Regions from separate parts of the Mus musculus genome. Here all the other regions are linked to region 2. A link is a loop called in an ENCODE intact Hi-C map of the cell type or tissue named here. Cell type or tissue: heart. All regions are shown on one strand. Region 1 has its middle 7.0 kb from the start of 4930429F11Rik. Region 2 holds the start of Cdc42ep3 (CDC42 effector protein (Rho GTPase binding) 3). Region 3 has its middle 120 kb from the start of Qpct.

Evidence for each region. Peaks named below come from ENCODE experiments on the same cell type or tissue, not always from the same donor. Only the 100,000 strongest peaks of a DNase experiment are listed, where the experiment ranks them.
Region 1: a loop joins it to region 2, with 3 times the contacts of the local background. A loop is called at or near these places in 3 of 42 quality-filtered maps.
Region 3: a loop joins it to region 2, with 2.8 times the contacts of the local background. A loop is called at or near these places in 2 of 42 quality-filtered maps.

Annotation. Positions count from the first base shown.
Region 1 is chr17:79,466,876-79,474,875 of GRCm38, reverse strand. No RefSeq gene overlaps it. Among named protein-coding and RNA genes, the nearest start is that of 4930429F11Rik, 7.0 kb to the left of the region's middle. In heart, a CTCF peak has its summit at 3,010; DNase peaks (open chromatin) are centred at 2,075 and 2,425; H3K27ac peaks cover 369 bases.
Region 2 is chr17:79,351,029-79,359,028 of GRCm38, reverse strand. Cdc42ep3 (CDC42 effector protein (Rho GTPase binding) 3) reads left to right here and starts at 3,938. Exons shown (of 2, transcript NM_026514.3): 1 at 3,938-4,212. It overlaps Gm17315 (predicted gene, 17315), which reads right to left and starts at 4,330. Exons shown (of 2, transcript NR_165822.1): 1 at 4,025-4,330; 2 at 1,009-3,204. In heart, CTCF peaks have their summits at 3,143 and 4,443 (motif pointing left); DNase peaks (open chromatin) are centred at 2,908, 3,148, 3,938, 4,378 and 1 weaker place; H3K4me3 peaks cover 3,529 bases; H3K27ac peaks cover 3,695 bases.
Region 3 is chr17:79,168,260-79,176,259 of GRCm38, reverse strand. No RefSeq gene overlaps it. Among named protein-coding and RNA genes, the nearest start is that of Qpct, 120 kb to the right of the region's middle. In heart, no CTCF peak of the experiment used is centred here; no DNase peak of the experiment used is centred here.

The DNA of each region.
Region 1 (8,000 bases), 120 kb before region 2:
GCGTCTTGTTTAGTCCTCCAGTTCTATTACGAAACACCATGACCAGGGTAACTTATAAAAGAAAGGAGTTTAGTTTGGCTGACATTGCCAAGGGCATAAGGGCTGTCATGGCGGGGAGGCATTGCAGCAAGTGGCAGGCGTGACGACACGAGCAGGAGCTGAATGAGCACATCTTTTACTGTAAACTCAAAACAGACAGAGCAACCTTGAAGTAGGCTAAGCCTATAGATTCCCAAAATCCATCTCCAGTGATACTCTTTCTCCATGAAGACCACCGCACAGCTCTGGTACTGGAAGGAATACCAGCCTATCAGGGAGAAAGCATGGCATGCTGGGAAGGAAAGTCGGGGGTACTAAAACCTAGCTCCAGCACTGATGCGTTCCAGGCATCCAGTATTCAGGCAGGTTAATTAAAGTTCTGAGGCACATCCCAGTGTATAGCATGCTTCTAAAAGTACCTTCGAAGGAATCTGTATACACTGTTGGCGGGTCTGTAAATCAGTCCAGCCACTGTGAAGAGCACTATCAAGGTTCCTCAAAATACTAAAATAGGCCAAGCATATGGTCAAGCTGTACCAATCCTGAGTATACATCCAAAGGAATCAACGTCACCATGCACGAGATGCCTTTACACCCTCATTATTGACAATAGCCAAGTTACAGAGCAGCCTCAGTGCCCATCAATAGATGGTGGATGAGGAAGTGTGCAGTATATACACAGTGGATACTACTAACTCAAAAAGAATGAAATCATTGTAGGACAATGGGTGGAATTGGAGATTATCATATTAAGCAAATTTAGTCAAGACTCTGAAAGACATGCTTACTTTCAAACATGGAGTGTAGGGGGACAGGGTCGCGGGGAGGAGAGAGGTCACATGAGGCTAAAACTGTCCAAAAGAGAATGGGAAGGGAACCAGGGGAGGAGAAAAAGAGGGGGAAAGATTGAGGAGGTTTGGATGTGAGCAAAGTATGCCCTATGCATATCTGAAACAGCACAATGCGTTGGAGAGCCCTGCTGCTAAGGTCGCAGTCCACCCTGTCTAGGGTTCCCATTGATGGGTGCAGGATGAAGGAATCCCTCTCTCAGTGGGGTTTGCCCGACCTTGTTTGGAGCACAGGTGCCTGAACTCATTTGGAAGATGACCCTGCACAGGGCTTCTTGCCTGGTAATTAGGTACTGTGTTATGACCAAACAGCCCTTTCTACTCACTATAAAAGCTCTTATCTACCCTGTCTCTGAAATGATAAGGTAGAGCTATCTCACTGAAGCTGACTCCCAGAAGTTCTTCTGTCATACGCACTGTACACAAACCCTGCTGTCCACTTCTGCTCCCTCCGCTCTCATGGGTCGGTGGCCAGTGACCCTGGAGGAAAAGGGAGACCCAGAACAACGTAGCCTGTTATTCTGCTTGACTATATATGCTAACAATAGATTGAATTAAGCATTTCAATGTAGTATATATGATATATGATGCCATTATTTCTATTTAAAATATGAGGAAGTTAAGAGGCACTCATGCCACTGGCGGTGTATCAACTGCTCTGAGCTTAGAATTCTATCATTTCTAAAATAATAACAACTCTCCAGGGCCTCTCCCCTAGATGAGGTGTCTGTAAATTTCTTGTGTTACCTTGCTGAATCTCTAATGCTTTATAGCCTCATGGAAGGGAGCTATCTCCATCCCTGTTTACAGCTGAGAGAAACCAAGGCCTTGACAGATTGGGAGACAGCCTGAATGAAACCCGTGTTCTTGTTCACTTGACTCTATGAGTTCCCATTAATTAGTCTTGCAGGATTGCAGGATGACTTCCGGCCCTACATCCCTTACTGGGTGATGTGGAAGTAGCTATGCAAACATTTGGGGGAGGTCTAACATGCACATTTAACATCAACAGGAAGAAAAATTGTCCCCACTCTTGAAGACAACAGACCATGCAAGAATCCCTGCTCAGATGACTGCAGAGACAGCTGTGGAAGCTGTGAGGAGAGGCTGTTGCAGTCCTAGAAGCCTTCCTGAAAGAGGCGAGTTTCACCCCAGCTTGTCACAGTAATGTCAACACAGAACACGAGCCAAAGCCCTGGCTTCCAGGACCGCAACCCTGTCCAGGGGAACATGGGCAGGTGTCCAGACATGGATGGAGAAAACTCTGCTAGGAGTAAACAGGATGGGAAAATGCTCTTAACATCATAGAAATGAGGGGCAGGACCACCCATCTCATCCTCATGAGATCCCACACAGTACACAGTAGAGCCCACACCATCCTCATCCAGCTTATCTGAGTTCTCTTAGAGACCGCAGTTCTCAGTGCCCAGGGGAGTGACAATGCACTCTCTCCTCTTGGCGCAGACTCTTGCCCAGCATGTGGGCCTGTTCCATGCACTTTTATGTCTCTGTTTACTTTGTGTGTTTCCTGAGTGCCCCATGCCTTTAAAGGAAATGCCCCAGCCTCAGCCTGTCATTATGGTTCTACACTGGTCCAGCTCCTGGGATGGGTGAGCCTGGGTTTTTAATTTTCTGTGACAGGAGATAATTGTCACTTGACTTCCCACCCCTGAAAATAAACCCGGGTGGTACTTCCCGGCTGGAAATCCACAGAAGTGGGCTGGTGCCAGGAGAAGCTTAAGCCACGATCTGGAGCAGTTTGTCTCCATGTACCTTACCCTTTCGTTTTTTGTGGACTTCAAAACATGCAATTACCGTTTTCTTTACAAGTCCAGGATGGTAAAGTGAAAAAAGTTCAAACAGATTTTTGGATAATGCATGCAATAACTCCTGGAGCGGGGCTCCATGAAATTTGACTCTGGGGGTACAAACCCTCTGTTCTGGACTAATCTTTTTTTTTTTTTTTTGCAGCTGCAGTCAAGTTCAAGGGCGTCATGCCCTGCCCACCAGGGTTATCCTCCACTGTCTCTTTTTTTCTCTTTTAAATATGATATCTCCTGTAAGAAATAATCTGGGCAAAGCCTCACCAATCAAAAAGCATTTAGATGACAAATCAGAACATGGCTTCTTTTCAGACAATAGATGTCACCCTTTTCATCCTAAATCAAGGCAGCTAAAGCCGAACTTCCATCTTTTGACATAGGTGTCTTGGACACTATTCATAGACTTGTCTCATCATAGCTGACATAAGTGGAAAGAATTGTGAAGCCAGAGCTGGTCATAGAAACTTAGATGCCACCAAGTTATCTGGAAGTTTTACATTGTAACTGTGGCTTAGAACAAAGAGGCAAAGAACTTTAGAGCGGTAAAGAGGAATAAATCCACAGAAATACTGTTCCTTGATGCTTCTGAGACATAAAGGCCACTCCTATGCCTTAGATGATATCTGGACTCAAATTTTAATATTTATAAGCTTAGATATATTATCTTCTTTATTTCATATCTATACAGTGGGACAGATAGCAAACCTGTCTCACTGAGCTGTTAGGAAGTTTAAAATAGACAGTGTCAGGGTGGTATATTCTTCCTTTTGAGCCCATGGCAAAATTGCATTTTTTAACTTAGCTTGTTGTCCTGTTGCTTCCTGACCAAAAACGACTTGGGAGGAATGGGTATATTTAGTTTGCACTTCTAGGTCACAAATCATCACAGAGGGAAGTCAGGGCAGAAACTCAAGTCAGGAAGCCAGAGGCAGAACCATGGAGGAACACTGCTTTCTGGCTTACACTCTGGCTCACTTACAGGCTCATACTCAGCTCACTTTCTTAGACATCCCAGTCCCATCTGCCTAGGGAACACGCTGACAAAGGTAGACTGGATCCTCCTATAGCAATTGTCAATCCAAACAATATCTTATACATGCTGTTCTTATATGGCTAGTCTGTCGATTGAGGCTCCCTCGGATGACTCTATACTGTGCTAAGTTGATAGTTGAGAATGACAACTAGGACAGTTATTCTACGTCTTGATGTTGGGATCTTAGCCTTGGGGTATGCTTGAACAGCAGAAATAATTTATGTTGCTCTATCACAATAGTCACTGTCAACTTTACAGGATCTAGGACACACATCTATAAAGGGTTGGACATATCTATAAAGGATTACCTTGATGTGGTTTTACTAGTTTATTAAAAGTTATATTCTTCACATTTTCTTGATTGCATTCCCTTATTTGATTGTCCCAACCACTCCATGAGATTAGTAATACTGACTCATTCAGTTCAGGAGCAGAAGCAGTAAATATTACAAGACAAGACAGCAAACTAGATGAGTTCTAGAGCTTTGTTTTCAACCTTAAATAGGGAAGTCTCTGGTGGCTCTTGTAATTCAATTCCAAATCTTCACAACTCCCCCTAAGGGGGCAGAGGTTGTGACCAGCCAGCCCCCCCACTCTGAAGCTGGGTGAGTTTGAACTAGATACGGGTGTAAAAAGGTTTGTTGACAAGGAACATGAATCATCTGAAGAGAAATTCCATCTGTGCTGTGAACATGTGGTTGATAAATAGCATGATAGTAAACGGTGTGTCTACCTGGAAATCCTGCAGGCCTTATCAGATACTTAGAGACCAGTGCCCATCTCCTCTTTGGTCAAGAAGTCTCCAAGAGGAGGCTTAGGTCTCCACACCAGTCAGCCAATACCAGGCTAAAACTTTCTAAATACATTGTTAGAGCAGTCTCATATCTTATTGCATGGTGAAGTGATTCTTTCTCAGAAAAAGTCGCAATTTAAAAGAGATTTGACACAAAGGACAGGATGCACATACCACATTTTATCGCTATTCATCTATTGATAGATTCCTAAAATGATTCCTATTTTGGCTATTATAATAGTTCTGAATGAACAGTGGGCTATAATATATCTCCTACATCCTGATTTTTCCCCTCTTGGATACTTACTCTGTGATAGGATTGCTACATCACACAGTTGTTAGTTTTTTGTGAAGCCTGCCTACAGGGCATTATGCTAAATTAAACATGCCAGGCACAGAAAGACAAACACAGAGTGTTCTCTGTCATTTATAGAAGTTTTTAAATGATTTCATGAATGTAGAAAGAATCATTACTAGAGGCCAGGAGATGGAAGGGAGGGTGTGGTAGGGGGAAACTGGTTACTAGGTACAAAACTACAATTAGATGGGATAAATATGTTCCAGTGTTCTGTAACACAATGGAATGACTATGGTTAATAAGAATTCACAATGCTTTTCAAAATATGTTTGGATATTTTTATCAGAAGAAACTGATAAACATCTGAGATCAGGACTGGTTAATTACCCTGATGTGATTATATTGTATACTTGTATCAAACCTCATTGTACCGTATAAATATGCACAATCATATGTTGATTAAAATACTTTTTAAAGGTATTACATTTTTAGAGTCTAGTCATTAAGAGTGCATACAAAGAGCTACTGAGAGTGCCAGTGTTTTGGACTGGAGAGGACATGAAAGACTGGAGAAATTTTATGAATTCGCCCATTTCCTTGATAACTTTGGCTTTGAAGTTTGGCCAGCTGACACCAAGCTGGAGAACTAGGCATACAGAATCTTATTAGTTATCTACCCATTATCCATCCATCCATCCATCCATCCATCCATCCATCCATCCATCCTTCCATCCATCCATCCATCCATCCATCCATCTATTCTCTGATATTGTTTGCTCTCTGTTATAGTTTGAAAATGAAATGCCCTTCTTCAAGCTCATGTATTTGAACACTTGGCCTCAGTTGGTGTTGGTTTAGCTGTAGAACCTTCAGGAAATGGACCTAGCTAGAGGACAGGGGTCACTTGAGGAGATGGGTTTTAAGGGTTATAGCATCCTCACTTCCTGGCCCTAGCTTGCTGCTTCTAGGTCTACTGCGATATGAGAATTCCAGCCTTGCTCTTTCCCAGCCAATCCTTCCCTGCCATGACTGACTGAACTCTCTCAGACTGAACCCACATTAATGCTTCCTTCTTTAAGTCACTTCTGCTGGGTATTTGGTCATAGCAATGAGAAAAGGTAATATATACAAATGCCATGTATACAAAGTGAGGCTATGCCCCATGAAGGAAGTACAGAGTTCCCTGCCCTAGGGATGCTTCAGTCTGTCACAAAGAAGTACTTTAAGGAGGCTACACAGTGAATACCTGTCACTAAACACTTATGATCCAGAAGTGGGTGAACTGGGCTGAAAGATGACCACAGTCTTTAGGGCAGGTCCTTTCACAGTCCCTATTTTGTTACTGACTGTGCCATTACCCTGAGGTACTATGAAGGAGGAATACTAACACAAATACTGTGTTTCTTTGGCTTTTGGCCTTTTCATATATAGCTCCGGGTCTTGGAAACTGTGACCAGAGGCTTTCTCAGTACCCTGAGGTTACTGTGAATAAATTTAGGAACACATAGGAATTAATTTCTTGCAGAACTGGGTGAAGGAGCTTCACTTCCCAGACATTGGGCTTCAGCACCTTTCTCCTCTTTGTTGACTGCTATGCTCTGTGTGTTTAGCACAGGGACAGAAAGTGGCCTTATCCTCAACACTCAGTAGGACTTCTGCAGTCTCTGGTTTACCCATTCCAGGTAAATGGTGGTACTGAAAACGGAGAAAAGACTGGAGCCCCTTCCCTCAGTGCTTTTCCACACTCAACTCTATCTGTACAGATTCTTTTTCTATCTAAAGCAAGGGTCCTGGGTGCATCCATTCCTGAAAGTGTTGCCTACAGCTGCGATATTGCTCTCTCCTCAGTGGATCATCTTCACCCAGTGACTGCAGTTTATCATCCAGACTGGGGAACTTTGCAGAATCCAGATGCAAACTGATCAGGACTAAAGAACCACAGGCATATGCCAGGCCAGTCCCCAAGCCCCTGGGACCCATGGCTATTCTCCTTCCTGATCAGAGCCCATCCCACTAGCCCTACTACGTGCTCTGGAGGCACACCCCATTGATGTGGTGCCAGATTTATATTTATTTGCCAAAGGTGCATTAGAAAAACTATGGCTACAATTCCATTTGCCTATTTTAAATGTAGAAAAAAATGTATCTAGGGATAATGCCCCCTCAAAGTCACTGGTGTAAGGACTTAAACTTTCACCAAGTTGCCTTAACAAACCATGGAAGTCAGAGGGCCCAGTGAGAGATATATTTGTCAAGAACCTGGCTGATCTCATTTTGTGGTCAGAATAAGAAAATCCGTTCAGTTTAGAATGATTTGGTTTCATTTGCACTGCTTTGCTGCTGTCCAGCAAAGGGACTCTTTATTCCTAAGGGTAAACGAACCTCCCTAGACTTTAGAAGACCATTTGCAGACAATTGAGTTTGGGCTGGCATTGCATCTTTCCTTGTGCAACTGGGTTTTCTCTGAAAAGATGGTTCACTAAGACACGTCCAACACTTATTGGCTTCACGGTGCTTCCCTCTTCCAGGAAGACACAGTCACAAGTGTGAGTTGACTAATCAGGTCCTATGCATCTATGTCTGCCCTGATAGTGGCTTCTTTTGCAGAGGTCCCGTGCTAGGAGACATTCAACGGCTGCTCTAGCATCCATTTTGATCAGAGATCTATCACCCCAATGTCACAAGCAGGTCAAGGCTTTTTTACATCCTCCATTAAATGCCATACATGACTCTTAGATGATTTAATGGTTTGAATTTATGCTTCATCTACTTTATAAAAACCCACTTTCTCTGTGAGATTCTGTGTGATGGGAGGAAAGGATGCTTAGATAAACCAAATGCTTTATTTAATCTGATTCTACTTTAACCCCATGGGGAGGTGAACAGGCTGGGACCTAGAAGCTAAGATGCCATTGTGCTGGGACAAGGCTGAGTTACTTGTCATGCAGTGAATGACACCAGTTGGCAGAGGAGCAGGGGCTGCAATGCCTACTCTTTTTGTTTGTGGGCTTCACCCTTGAAGAAGGGACAATCCTCAGGACAGGGTCCTAGTAGCAGTGTATGATCTTCCTGGTAGCTGCAAAGAACACATCAAACACTCTAAACATTTGGTTCTTCACTACCCTTGTCAGAAAGAAATTGAGTCTGGTGCCAGTCTTCGAATCTT
Region 2 (8,000 bases):
ACAACGCAACCTGAAATGAGGATGGCGTGAGCTACACGTAAAAGGATGATTAAGAGTAGCGAAGGCTATATAAATCTTAGGCAATGCTCTTCATCAGTCACCAATTTCCACTAACCATCAGATCGATTACACCTATGTCTATAGCTGAAGGTCTTATCCATGATTGAATTAGTGCTGGGCCATGGTTAGTAATCTCACACAAATTGTCTTCAAAGTTCCAGGCTGACCTTCTGCCCTGCTTAAACCCGTAAACCAGGCCTGCCGTTTGCATGCTACCATAGTTTCCAATATACCATTTCCTGCTCGGTCGGATTAGGTGAAGCTCAGGCTCTTAACCAAAAGGTGACTTGAGTTTCTTTATTTACAAGGAAATTGCTAGTTAGAAAATTTCTAAGCTATTTGGCAACTAGTGAAGGCAATTCATTCCCACTGGTGACTGTATAGAGTTCCTCTCAGGTGTAGCTAAAGTTTGTGAGCGAGGGGAACACCTAAGCTGCAGCTAGAGCCGCACTTGAAACATTGTAATCAAGCTGGGAGCGTAGCTCAGTGATAGGCTGTGTGCCTAGTATGTGCCCTGGGCTTCATCCCCAGCACCTTCAAACAAAAAGTCTCAACCTTGCAGTTTCTTACTGGCACCGCCCCCCTCAGATCTAACTTGGGGGGGGGGGATAATGGGGAACATATATGCTTCAGTTCAACCCGAATGTGGCATTTTAGGAGGAAAACCCCAGCTGAGCACACACGAGTACATTTCAGCTTTGCCAGAAGAAAAATAGTTATGCATTATACATGGACTACAAAGACGCTTTTTTGTAAGCTTTCCTTTCAAATGTTTGAGTTTTAGAACTTAAAACGTTCCATGTGTTTTGTGTTTCTCCTTCAGTTAGACTAAAGTAAAGGGACTGAAATTTTGGTTTCAGCAGTTGTGCGGTCTATCCCAGGAATGTTTAATATAATATTATCCTGTGCTATAGAGTTTGTAAATAAGGCTCTTAGACTCATGGCTGATTGCTATTAAGGACTTTTTATTCAACAGATATTATTGTTATTATTACGTGCCAGGCCCTGTTTTAGGTACAGAAGCTACAAAGTACTTCATGCCCATCCATCCATGCATCGCAGAAAACAGGCCATAACCAACACTATAAATACATATGATGTCATGTCAGGTCATGAAGAAACTATTCTTCCTGCTTTATTCAGGGAAAGGGAATTTGGGTGGGACTGCTATTTTAGGGGAGGGAAAGTCTCACCCTTGAAGTCTTATTTGAAAAAAAAAAGATCTTAATGAAGGGAGAAAGGAGGCTTTGAAGCTTTGGGGGAAGAAGTGTCCTGGACAGATAGAGGGCAGGGCTCAGCAGGCATAAACTGAAGGGCAGCTTGGAGTCTCATATGGTGGGATGAAGACAAGTGAGAGCAAGTATTGGCAAGGCAGCCATGAACAGAAGCCACGTGACAGTTCTCCCTACTCCATCCTAGGGGAAACCAACACTAGTCTAGCTTCAGTGGGAAGTCAAAGAGATGATAGGGACTCATCCGTAGGCCCTGCGTGCTATAGCTATTAGTCCTAGACTTCCAAGATTCCCACTGATTTTTTCCCAAGGCTAACCCTCTCTGAAATACAGTCTCAGAAGTCTCAGTCGTCACGAAGCGAAGTTTTCCTTTCTGCTTAGCAGGAGAGCCTCCTGAAGTTAACAAAATCTAAACCCACGGAACCAAAAGGCTGCCATGACTAAATCAGGAAATGAACTCATTTGGAAAGAAAATTCGCAACATGAGGGCTTTTTTCCTCACTGAAGGTGTTCAGCACAAATAAAATAACACAGCCTCAGGGAAGCCAGGATGGATCAAGTCAGCACTACCAGAAACCCTTGAAGAGGTAGGTTACACATGCACTGTCTAGGGCTCAATGGTAAAGACTTGTTTAAAACCTCATATAGAAAGAAACCACCTCTACGTGAAACAGAAACAGCTCATAAGAATGAAAACAGAGTTTTGGCATAAAAGTTTTAACTTATAGCCACCTGCCACCCTATGTTTGCACAAACTGTAAAAGAAATTATTTACTTAGACACGTGGAAATGGACTGCATTTAATGGCAGCTAACAATAGAACGAATTTTAAAAATCACACACATGACATATGTGTAAGGAATGCTTTTATGCGTAAAAAAGGAATTTTCATACAGCATTTCATAAATGTATATACATGCATATTTGTACTTTTAAAAATACCATATGTAATGAAAGCTGTGCATAAATATTTATAAAAATACCTTTATCTAACTAGGCCAGTAACATTTAATATTTTTCAATAAATTCATATATAAAATATATACATTAGTGCCAAATGGAACATATATTTTGAAATATGAACCCCAAGTAAAACTCTGAGGAATTCGGAGTGGAACCCAGGTATCTGCCAAAGGCAACTTCGGAGCAGTCGGTCATTCGGAGAAGGGAAACAGTGCCGGGTCCCTTATCTTCACCGACTGTTTTGCTTGTCAAAATTCTGGTATCACTTCTGCGGTTTTGTATTTGACTTCCGACCTCATGGCCGTTTAACCTGCCAACTATTATTTTCTTTGAGGCTTTTAACACTCCACCCAAGTATTTTGCTTTCCCCAACAGTTGTGTCCGCTTCCTTTTTAAATTCATCTTAACGTCGACCGTGGTTTAGGACCTGGGCTTAAAGTGCACCCGGTCTAAGGTTTCAGAGCGATTCAGATTGGGGGCACCCTTGTGATGACCCCGATAGCGCCCAGGGAAGCCAAGGTCTCCAGGAGGGGCTCTGCTTTGTGCCAGGATTTCCAGGCAACCTGAGAGTCCCAGGGTTGGGGCCAGACCTGGAGCGTGCGACTACTCGGGGTTCTAGCTCCTTTTCCAGGTCAACCAAGCCGGCGGGGGACATCAACGCCGGAAAACACCACCTTTTCCTGTCTCCAACCTGGCGGACTAAGGGAGAAGGAAGAGAGGGCGACCAATTAAGACAATTAACATTAATTCTCTGGGTTCCTACAGAGGTCCAGGGACAGAGGGGCGGGTCGTCCTGAGGCCCTGGCTGGGTGACCGACAGGTGCAGGTGTCGCCACGGGCGGAATTTTACGGTCCGGAGCAGCAGCAGCTGCGCCACTTGCGCCGCCTCGCAGAGCGTCCCGGAGAGCCGCCACCCGCTTCCGCAGCTTTAGGTCAATCTCTGACAGACCTGGAGGGGGAGGAGACGTCACCCTCCCGACAGGAAAAACCTGCTGCGTCTGCGTTTCTCTGCGTCCCGCAGGCTCTCAGCCTCCACCCCGCGTCTCCCGCGCGTCAGATCCGCGCTCCAGGTTTTGGCGACAGCTTGCAAGGGGAGCCGGCTGCACGTTGACAGCACGCGACCCTCCTTTTCCCTCCCGAGAGCTACAGCTGCCAGGGGGTCCCCAGGGAGCTGCGGCCGCGCTGCGGCGACCCGGTCAGGTGGCCCTTCTTCCCCGCGCAGGTCCCCTTCCTCCGCTGCGAAGCCCCGCACTGCTAGGTGGGTTAGGTAGGACAGGGAAAGGCGGGGACACGAGGGTGAGCACGAGGGTCCCGGGTGCGGGCGGAGTCCCATTGTTCTCCCGCACCGTACGGACAGCAACGCTCTGGGGTCCCCTCTTTAAAGGGAGCACCCCGCCACTTTTCTTTGTGCCTGAGGGAGCCCCAGCCGGCATTGCCTCTGAGAGAAGCCACCACTGGGAAGGGGTGGAACTGGGAGGTGACAGTGGGTAGCCTTTGTCCTCCAAGAGTCCGCAGCCTCGCCTCCAGTCCTGCGGGTCTGGGGGTGGTGGGGAGGTGGGGGACAGGTACAACGGAGGGACGGTCCAGGTCGGCCCGCACCCTTCTCCCCGCCCTGCCCTGGCCTCACAGCCCCGCCCCGCCCCGCGCCGGCCCCGCCCTGCGTCCTGCGCCCCGCCCTCGGCAGGTTGAGGCCCGGCGTCCGGCAGCCGCGCGCACAGTGTCGCGGGCGCTTCCAACTGCCGCTGGGAGCACAGCAGCGGGACGCTCACCGACAACCCAGTTCCGCAGCGGCTGCCTCCCGGGAGACGCCGCGCGCAGTCCCGGAGCAGATTCTGCGGTGAACCGTTGCCGCCCCTCTGGTTCTGCGCGCACCAGCGAGGACTGTTGCGCCCTCGGGAGGCGACCCGGGCCGACGCCCGGCCCTCCGGGCAGAAGCTAGGAGCCTTAGAGACTGCTGGTGAGTGTGTGACCCAGGCTGTCTCTCCACCTGTAAGACTGTCCGACCCTCAACCTAAGCCCCCTTCCAGCTAGTGCAGATGGTGGCCTTGGAAGACTTAGAGGGTGCGAGGATAATCTACCGCACCGCCTGGTTGAGCTGATGTTTAGAGGATCAAAGGGGACATCATGCTTGACGTCCGGGAGGGGGGATCAGGACGCGGAGCTCTGCCACCTACTTCTTTAGGGTGGGGCTGCAGTCAGCACGGCCCCCTCCAGGCCATTGACAGCCATTCTGGGCGCGTGTTGCGTTTTTCCAGCAGAACAAACCGCACTTGGCTACCGCGGCCCTCTAGTTGTGTGTTTGCACCGATGCGGCGCGGCGCGAGAGTGCACCGCGCAGCTTGGCAGTTTCCGAACTGACAGAGGCAGCACATTGTAGCTGAGGCTCCAACCTGCAGATCTGGCAGTTGGGGGAAAAAAATTTTTTTTTTCTTTCTCGACTGCGGTTTCTGAACAACTGAAGCGTTTACAAGATCTTTACTCCCTCTTCCTCCTCCTTCCCCTCTCCTTCTCCTCCTGCCTCTCCTCCTCCTCTTCCTCCTGCTATTGCTCTTCTTCCTCTTCTTTTCTCTTCCTTCTCACTAAGTATCTTGACACAGCCATGCGAGGACGAATGGATCCGGCCAGTCAGTTTTTTTCTTTATGAATTATTATACTCCACCCCGCTCTCGCCTTTGGGAGGGAAGGCATGTGTTTCATCTTATAAATAGAAAGTAGCATATTTTTTGGCAGGACCTGCTTTATACTGCACCGTCTAGGAGAGGTCAGTTTAAAAATAAATATGCACTTGAATGTTACATTACCGAGCCGGCTGTGGCTGGGACAAGCTGCGAGTACAGCGGCATCAAAGCTGGGCGCACATCTGTGTTGAAAGGAGTTAAAGCCCCAGAGTGCAGCCCCGGCTGACAGTCAAGTAATTACATTTTGTTTAAAAAAAAAAAAGTGAGTGAATTAAAAGGAGGGTGGGAAGAGGAATGTCAGGCAGGGACTGGAGCCTGAATCTTTGCAGCCTTGGTGCGTTTGCGGGGAGTGGGCTGCTGATTGTGTGCAGTGTGTAGTGGGGGCTCTGGGGAGGGAACTGATGGATGTGTTGGGGAGACAAAGATTCCTTCTGCTGCTTCCTCACCCTGGCAGCTTGTAGCCCTCCCAGTATCCTCGAGTTCTGGGAGGGGGTGGAGGAGGGGTGCCGCCTTGAAAATATTAGGAGGGTAGCAGATGTCCCTGCTTTAATAGTAGACCCAGACTTGGGAACTCCCCCTTAACATCACAGGGAGAAATAAGCCTCCCCAGGAAGCAGCCAGGATGCCCCAGGGGCACCCCTAAGTCCATTAAAAGACTCCTGTAATGGTCTGACTTATAAAAGATCTTTCAACTAACAACTGAGCTAGGGAGTACAACTTCTGGACAGTTGTAGATACCTCCACCACTGTGATTTGATGGACAGTTTAGATGTCAGTATACACAAACACCTTTTTCAGAATGAAGGACTCGGCCATAAGGCCGTTATGAAATGTCTAGCGATGTAACGTGTGAGATAAAGGATTAAGATCTATATTCAAGGAATGGTTGACAGTCCATCTGGAAGTGCCTAGGTTTTCCAGGAGGCCTCACCCATGGTTGGAAGACGGGGCTACCAGTCTCGGGGCTCACAGCCCCTGGGCTCTCAGATGATGTTTAGAGGAGAACTTTGGAAGCCTTCTGGGTCTGTGGCAGTTTCTGTTTTCCAGCCGTCTCATCTGCTAGAGATTTGCATTCTGAATTCCATGATTGGAACATGGTGCCGAGGCTGTGGCAGCCCCCTGAAGACATGAAGTAAGATGAGCTCCTTCCCACCCCCCTAATCTGCACCCTGAAAGTCTGCCTCCTATCTTCAGGGCACCTAGAAAGGTGTCGAGAGTAAAGTACCTGGTGTACATTTGCTTTCTTGGTTTTTATTGTGAATTTAAATGGGGTCCAAGATGCATAGAAAGCTGTGACCATGATTGCAGAACGGCTCCCTGGAGCCAGGCGGCCCTATCTGCGCTCCAGTCTTCCCTTTAATGTGGTGTTTTGTTTTATGTCTGACATGTTCACAAAAGCTGCCCTTTTCCACTTATAAACTTCCTGCTATTCAACAGCATTGGGGATAAAATCTCTTTAACCTATATCACCCTAAGGTTTTTAACCAAGCCATAAAACTTTCACAAGTCCTTTGCCCATTTAGACATAGCATTTATCCAATGGGTGGCAATACAGTTCCCAACCTAAAAGCCCTTAGAAAAATTGTGCCAATTTATTACTAGTACTACTACTACTTATTATTATTATTATTATTATTATTATTACCACCATTGTTTCAGTCTGATTTCATAAAGGCTGTCTTTCTAACTAGAATCCCACTGATTTTTTTCATTAAGAACCGAAAAATTGTATTTTTAAATACACTATGCTTCCCAGAGAACAAGTAGCAGATTCAACCAGGCCAATTAAAAAAAATCTCTTAAAAGTGCAGGTCAGAGAATTCTAACGAACATCAAAAGTAATTCTAGCACAAAGCCTGTCCTCAGTGCTAAGCTAAGTACTCTTCTCAGTGCCTTCATTAACCTCTCCATTTCTAAACAATCCTCGGTGCTAAGCTAAGTACTCTTCCAGTGCTTTCGTTAACCTCTCCATTTCTAAACAATCCTCGGTGCTAAGCTAAGTACTCTTCTCAGTGCTTTCGTTAACCTCTCCATTACTAAACAATCCTCAGTGCTAGGCTAAGTACTCTTCTCAGTGCCTTCGTTAACCTCTTCATTACTAAACAATCATTCTATGAAAGGTGTGCTAGTGCCTACATTTTACAGGTGTAATAACAGAAGACAGACCAGTGATGTAGGTTGCCCAAAGTTATACATTAAAGAACATACCTAACTGTGGGTGTGTCCTAGTGCCCAAATCTATATGGGAGTCTGTGCCTTTTTGGATTAAAGGATTGGGAAAGCCTGACATTATTAGCTTGGGGTAAGAGCACCCAGGTGCATTGCCTGGCTCTATCGTGTAGCACGTGTGTGATGCTAGACAAGTGATTTGACTTGTGTGATTGTCTCATTTAATATCCATAGCCAGTCTTTGAGATAGATGGTATGGTACTTCTTTTCCAGACAAGAACTTAGACTCTCGAGTTCTGTACCTTGGTCAGGTTTATACAGCTAAGTAAGTAGCAGGGCACAGTTTGAACTCAGGTATGTCTGACCTAGTTCTGGATACCACACCTCCATTGTCTGGGTGGAGGGTTACGGGAGCTATGAAATATGATTACTCTTATGGCTTTTGGCCTCTGGAAAGGAACCCATCCTGTATTATCTCACCATATCACCACCCAAAGGAAGGTGACAGTAATTGTCAGCCTTAGGGAAGACAGCTTGAATTACTTAATTGTTAAGGGCGGTTGGTTCAGTCTTGTGTATGGTGACCTTGTTCTTCTATAGCAGAGCTAGCGTGAAGCTGCTAGAGTTGGCCTGAGCACTTTATAGCATAAACAAAGAGATTCACTGGGTGCAGATGTGGAACTCTGAAAAGAGAAAGCCATGGCCCGGCTGGCGACAAGGCACTCAGGTATCCTGGAATGAACACAGCCCCTGTGTAGGCGTGTCCTTGGATCAGTCAGGGGTAATAGGGATGAATAACCACGTTTGGTATGTCATCGCATGCCCTCCTGGCTGCCCCTGACACCCAGTGGATACTCAGTGCCTGTGGGGTAGTGATACTGCCCTGATAATTCCAGGG
Region 3 (8,000 bases), 180 kb after region 2:
GAGTGGGTTCAAAAGTGCAGGTAGGTTATTTTAATATTTGTTAAAAAAGAAAAGAAAAACACTTGAGCCAAGGAAAAGACATATCAAAGTAACTCTAATAATCAAATTCTCTTCTTGAAAATTCTTAATTTCTCAACACTGAGTTGAAATAGCTTTTTTTTTCCTAGTTCATCAGTCATCAGATTGTATGTGACTAGGAAGAGTAACAGAAAAATATTGTTTTACTTTGCCTAAAAATAGAATTTTATAAGGTCTAGTATATGATATAGTGTTAGGTAGTAGATGTAAATTTTTTCTACAAACTGCTTTTTTTCAATGAGGCAATGTATATGAGAAAAAAAATGTATTGCCAGGCTTGATCCAGCAATAACAAGGTGGAGGCAGGAGGATCAATAGTTCTACTTCATTCTCAGCTACATAGAATATCCAAGGTCAGCCTGGGGTACAGGAGAACGTGTAGAATGATAAAGAGGGAGAAGAGAGAGAAAGGGAAGAGACAAAGAGGGGAGGGAAGGAAAGGAATTATTTCCAAACATGGGCTTCAACACTACATAGGACATAATTCAGGAAAGAAAGGAAATAAATTATGTTACATGTACAACATCCTGCCTTGTGCCTGGATACTAAATAAGGTACAAGGAAGTGAAATCCAAGCAGATCACATGATCTCTGGGAATTGAAGAGACAATGTACTATTTAGAGGAACTGAGGCAACTTCAACATTCAAGGCAAAGCACCAGAAAGAGAAGAGAAATTTATATTGGAAACAAACTCCAGAAATCCACATAGGGGTTCCCTGGAGTCGTTGGCAGAATTTCCACTTCTGCATCTGTGTGGTTAAGGAGCTGCGAACCAGGCAGAAAAGAGCTGTACATGAAAAAAAATGACCAAGATGCTGTGGGCTGAATAATTTCTGTGAGGCATGCAGATTCTAACCAGCAATGCTAAAGACACTGTACTGAACAAGCAGAGCATTCAGAAGGCACCCCAGAAGTATTAGGGCTAAGCTATGCCACAATGAGGCTACTGTGGCCCGCATCAAAACCAAGCCTCAAGGAAAACAAGTCAATCTACACATGACTTCACTGTTTGACAAAATTCAACTAGAAGAAAATTCCAAAAATTGACTTAACAATGGGATACTCCTTTGCTGTGTGTATCTTATCCAAAAAGAAAGTAATCAATTAAAGAAATCGGATAGTAAAAGAGGACCTAGAGCCAAGGGAAAGCCGGTCAACAGAAATATACACATAAACTATGAAGATGATGGTTCACAAGTACTTTGACAGTCATATTACACAAATCCAAGGACTTAAAGAAAACACAATCAGTAGAAATGGAGACATTGGAGACATCAAACAGACATAGCAACAACACGTAAGAGAACTTGAGTCTTTTCAAATTTTAATGAAAATGGAAAAAACTTACAGATCTAAAAACAACACTCACATGAAGTATAAGTATAAAGAAAATATTAGGGCACATCATAGGAAAATTGCTCAGATCTAGAAATGGAATGATTCGGGAGGGGCATGTACAATACAGAAGGACAAAGTAAAGAGTGACATCACAGCAGAGACACAGTGACATCCCAGCAGCGACACAGTGACATCACAGCAGAGACACAGTGACATCACAGCAGAGACACAGTGACATCACAGCAGAGACACAGTGACATCACAGCAGAGGCACAGTGACATCACAGCAGAGACACAGTGACATCACAGCAGAGACACAGTGGCATCACAGCAGAGACTCAGTGACATCACAGCAGAGACACAGTGACATCACAGCAGAGACACAGTGACATCACAGCAGAGACACAGTGGCATCACAGCAGAGACTCAGTGACATCACAGCAGAGACACAGTGACATCACAGCAGAGACACAGTGACATCACAGCAGAGACACAGTGGCATCACAGCAGAGACTCAGTGACATCACAGCAGAGACACAGTGACATCACAGCAGAGACACAGTGGCATCACAGCAGAGACTCAGTGACACTGACACAACAGCAGACACAGGTGACATCCTAAAGTGCTACAGGAAAGGAAAGAAAACATGAACATCCATATGCACCAAAACTTTTTAAAAATAGAAGCAGGGAGCATGGGGGAGGGAATAGGGAGTTTAACTAGGAAGGGGAATAACATTTGAAATGTAAATAAATAAAATAGGCAAGAAAAATAAAACAACTAAAAAAAATAAAATCTAAATAAAAAATTTTTAGACAAACAAAAGTTGAGAGAATCTACAATGATCAACCTTTACTGCAACAAAGGGAAGTTTTTCAGCCCTAAAGATCTACAATCTCATAGATCATCAGATCTACAGAAGTAATAAGGAAGTCCAAGAATGGTAAGGATGTGAACCTGTACAGAGGAGATTTCTTTAAAACATAGGCGTGGTGGCTGCAGAGATGGCTCAGCCGTTTAAGAGTGCATGTGGCTTTTTCTCAAAGTTTAGTTCCTAGAACACACAGCAGGTGTCTCATAACTGCCTTCTACTACAACTCCAATAGAACCAACTTTCTCTTTTGACCTCCACAGGCACCTACACTCACATGCACAGATACAGACAAACACACAAACACACACACACACACACACACACACATATGCATAATCTTAAAATATTTTTTAAAATATGTGTTTTAAGGCAAAAGTGGTAACAATGCATTATGATATTAACATTACAGTACCACAAAAGTTAAATGGAGAAGATGGAAGTAATTTTAATTTTCTTGTATTTTATATATAAAGTAGTAACATTATTTGATGATAAACTACAATGATGGGAGTGCAATAAATGCTATCACGACCACCAATAAAACGCCCTGTGAGCCACTGTCCTTAAGAAACACATCCCAACAGTCAGAAGGCAGAGGCAAGAAAATCTCTGTGGGTTTGATGCTAGCCTGTTCTACATAGTCAGCTCCAAGACAGTCAGGGCTACATATTGAGAGAGAGAGAGAAAGAAAGAAAAAGAGAGAGAGAGAGAGAGAGACAGACAGACAGACAGACAGACAGGCAGGGAGGGAGGGAGGGAGGTCAAACAAAGATCTAAACATTAACAATGAAAAGGTAGAAATATGTACTTCTCAAATGCCTGATCTACGAAAGCTATTGACTGTCTTGGCATGCAGGAAGGATAACAGAACAATACCTTAAGCGATGCAATGCCACATTTGATGCAGACCCTAAAATCAACAGAAACAGGAAGTGGACTGTCACCATCCTTTATAATAAATGGAGATCTGCTCCAGTCTGGTCTCACTGCTCTGTGGAGAACTCAATACCCCTCTACCCTGAAGACATCGTTCCTGTGCATTCGCCCCCTGTTATCCTAGACAAGTAACATTTGCATTCATCTTCACAAGACAGCCTGGATCCTTCCCAGGACTGGTAAAGTTAGGCTCACGAGTAAAATACATTTCTCTTGTTCTGGAACCTAGTCTCTTTTGGGGGCTACTGGGAAAAAATATTTTACTAAAAGATTATGGGTAAACAGTGACCTGGGCGGGAGATATATCTGAAACATGGGTTTCTTTCTTTCTCTCTCAGTAGAGAGTTGTGATATCCCTGTAAGAGGTGGCTCTAGACCAGGAACTAGCCCAAACAGACTCGGAAAAATAATTCCAGTGAAAACACATCAATCTTTTTGCATCGGCATGTTGATGGAGCAGGCTGAGCTCCAGAGGGGCCTACTCACTGGTAGGAATAAGTCCTTCCATGGCAGAAAATGGGCAAACTGCCTTTCCCCTGATCAAACTCCATCCAAAAAACACAACCACAAGGGACACAAACACACACACACACACACACACACACACACACACACACACACACACACACACACACACACATCTTTCTAGTTCCCTAGTCAGGAAAGGAGTGCACATGAAGAAGTAAGAGTGTGCCTGTGTTTACTTTACAGTGGGTGTTTATTTTCCAGTTTCCATAGGAAATAATTGAGCTAGTATTATCTTCCAAAAGTAAATACTTTTACACAAACCTCCCTGAAACTAATCCCCGGGCCAGGATTCCTGCTTCAGCCTCCTAGTGTGCTCATACTCACAAATTCTCACGTCTGTTGTGGTCCACAGCGTAAGAGTATTAACAGAGAGACATAGCCTGGCTTCTTCCTGCCCCCCTCCCTGCCCCCCTGTCCCCCCTGCCCCCTCTGCCCCCCACGATTTCCTGAAAGTTCGCTCGATGTATGTAATGCCCGGTGACATTCTGCCAGGTCCTACTGCTTGACAGGAGAGATAAAAATCAAATGGGAAGCCAGAAACAGGAGGAGATTTGACCTTCTCGGTTTCCCTTGACCCTGGTCACTCTATTTAAAGCTTAACTGGATCTTTTCTGGAAAGTACATTAAGTCGGGAGGGGGCTGTTTTGTGATGTATTTCGGGGGGCTGTGAGATTTGTGGTTCTGGGGATTTCAGTAGTATTTTCCCTAGTGGTGTTCATTGGGTTTTCTTCCTGGCCCCAATAAGATTTTCCTTCAGCAAAAACACCACCTTTTAACATCACCTCCCTACTCCTGGAAGTGCCAGATATTTCAAGTGTGAACGTAATAGTCACTATAAGTTTTTGGTTTTGTTTTTCAACACAAAGGCCTTTGCTTTCTAAGCACTATCCTTTCTGGCAATGTAGCAAGCTCCTGATATTTTTTTTGAGGGGACAGGTCTAGAAACTTCTCTCATCTCCAAATCTCCAACCCAGGGATGTTTATGTAGGCCTCTGACTTAGCGCCAAGAGGCCTGGACTTCCCTTGTCTGCCATCACTTTGACCACACTTTCACCTGGATAAATGCATAAAAAGAGAGAGAAAAAAAATGTGGCCAGCTACAGACTCATACTTGTAAAAGGATTAAATTATCCAAGGTAGGATGAAAGTGGACCTGCAAGGGATTCCACTTCCTGTTCTTCAAAGGAAGTTAATCATGTGCTCATTAAAGGTCAAGGAGGTAAAATCGTGAAGCCGGTTAGAGGAAAGTTAGCAAGAGTTGCTTCCATTAGGTAAAGCACACATTCTGATTTTTCTCAGTGAGTTTACTAGAGATGAATTCTGAAGCCATGATAAATCTACAGAATGATGCAAAGAAGCAGGGCTATTCATCAAGAATCGATTACCTATTTGCCACTGGTCACATTGCTAGCCCCACTTAAAGGTGAAGAGAGACTTGAGATAGTTGAGTTGCTTGGACTGGATCCCAACTGAGTAAATGACAGAACCAGGATATTTGGCCCTGCTCAGTTTAAAGGCCACGTGCTTTCCATATTGTTCAGACACCGGGTTTAGATTCTTACCACAGTGTCATGAACTACAGTTACAAGAAAATGAAACCACTGTTTACTATCTGTCATGGCTAGATTTTAAATCAAGCCTGAGGATATAAAACGCATGACCTATGAGTCTTAAATAAAATCCCACTTGAATTAAAACAAAACAGTGGAAAAATGCCTGAGTACTAATATTTGAAACATCCCCAGAATGTGAGCTTGCAGCTTGATTTTCTTGATGGAATGTCCCTGTGCAGAGATGGACGGAGGTCTGTGCTTATCAGAACGCCCAGTTTCTCTACAGTGGAATTCAGGATTCTAAAAGCCACCATGTACTCTCTCTTTCTAGTCACCAACCATAGTCTTTCTGATATAATTGTCCCTATACAGAGTTTATAAACCTTCTTCCCAACAGTTCGGCAGATCCAGCCTGGGATGAGTTTTTAAATGGAAAAACAAATGTGTTTCTATCTCTTCAGGATGAGTTGTGTAAGGCAAAGAGAACAACTTTGGCTGTGCCTTTCCTGGTCTCATGATGTTCTTACTGTGAACGCTTTCCCGAAGAGTCATTTGCCAAGGCCAAGCTCTGGGTAGGTACCTTTTGCTCTTCGGTACAATGACCAGCTCCTGTCTCATGCCAAGCACTAGCACTTAATCCACAACACACCTGGCACAGCCTCAGGCACAGTGCCTGGCATGCAATGGCCCGTCCATAAAAATTTGTCCAACTAATCAGTAAATAAAATCTGCCTAAAACAATGAAACAAATACATCTCTTCCTGACTCCTCACGCTAAGCCTGGCTTTTCTTTGTCCAGAGTCTCCTGCTACTACTGCCTGACACCTCCCAACCTAAGAGCCAAATGTAGTCTCAGTTTTCCATTTTTTACGTGACAGATGCATGGTATCTGTCTACCCCACAGGCCATAATAAGATCAAATTGGTGAAAAGGCCAGAAACTGACACACTATCATACTGTCACAGTAGATGCCCTTGAAAATGGGAGAGAGAGAATGTATCGGAATTCCATTCTTGCTCACAAGCCAATCACATGGGGAGCTTTAAAAAATTAACTTTCCGGCTGGGCGTGGTGGCGCACACCTTTAATCCCAGCACTCGGGAGGCGGAGGCAGGTGGATTTCTGAGTTCGAGGCCAGACTGGTCTACAAAGTGAGTTCCAGGACAGCCAGGGCTACACAGAGAAACCCTGTCTCGAAAAAACCAAAAAAAAAAAAAATTAACTTTCCAGCTCACTCACGTTAAATCGGAATTTCTAGGGCATAGAAGGGAGCGTGTTGTTTAAATATCTCCCTAGTAATTTGAAAATATAGCAAAGGCTAAATAGTATGTATGCAGCTGGGACAGGCCAGAAATGAGGCCCACTGACCCAGACAAGCAAGAGGATGAACTTGGCTCTCCTCATAGAAGAATATGAGAAACAGAAAGCCCACTCTGGAAAAGCAGCTGATGCATTGCATCTGTGATGCCCTTCCGAACTCTGTAGTCCTTGATGCTATGTAGGCTCCACTTTTCCTTCTCTTCTTCCACAAAGAATCCTCCAGAAGGTTGGGTCTCCTTATTGGTGAGGTAATGGGAACTTGCCCCAGGTGCCCTAAACTTCTAAAACAGATCACACTACTCACCCAATATCCCAGCTCCCAGCTCCATAAGATTATGCTGCCTCCACCCTCCTATCCTGTCCTTAAAGCTGGAGATTGCAAGCAGTAAGTCTTACAAAGCATGATGGATGAGTACTAAAGACACACTGAGAACAGAGTAACCAGAGATCCAAACATCAGAACTGCTCCATCCTCCATGTGGTCAGAGTCGTTAGACACAAAACAAAACAACATGTCTCTTAGACCTAACACAGGATAAAAAATATAGTCAAACACAAGCATACATTCAAGTTCATATTGCAAAAAGGAAGGTAAGACCCTGACCTCTTTTTGCTTTCTATAGCTGTGATGAAACACTCCGACCAAAAGCAACTTATAAGGAATATTTAGTTGACTTATACAGCCAAGTCACAGTCAACCTTTGAGGGATGTCAGAGCAGGAACTCAAGCAGAAATCAGAAAGGGACAGTCTTTGCTGGCTCACTCAACCAGCTTCCTTATAATAGCACAGCTCCACCTGCCTGGGAAATGGTACCCTCTCCCCGCAATAGTGGACTGGGCTCTTCTGTATCGATTATCAATCAAGATAATCCCTCACGGATGTGCCCACAAAACAATCTGATAATGACAATTACTCAATTAACCCCGCCCCCCTTTTCAGATAATTCTAGGCTGTGTCAGGTTGACAAATGATAACTAGGACTGAACCTCAGGTCACAGCCTAATTGCTATGCACTGAACGTTTATGTTCCTCTACAGTTCACGTGCTGAAAACCAAACAGTGTGTTAGAGTTGTAGATGAGGCATCTGAAAAAGTTAAGAAGATTAAATAAGAGCTTAAGAATGGGGCTTGTACAGTTACAAGCAGTGGTCTACAAGCTCCCCTTCCCAGCCACTACCCTAGCCTTGCTAGGACAGATGGAGAAGGCAGCCATCTACAAAACTGGAAGGAGGCCCTCACAGAAGCAAAGTTGCATGAGTTTAATGTGACACTACTAGCATCCAGAGTTGGGGGAGGGTTAACAGAGAGCTATTGCTTCAGTCACCAGTCCAGGGCATTTTGTTATAAACAACCCAAGAAGATTCACAT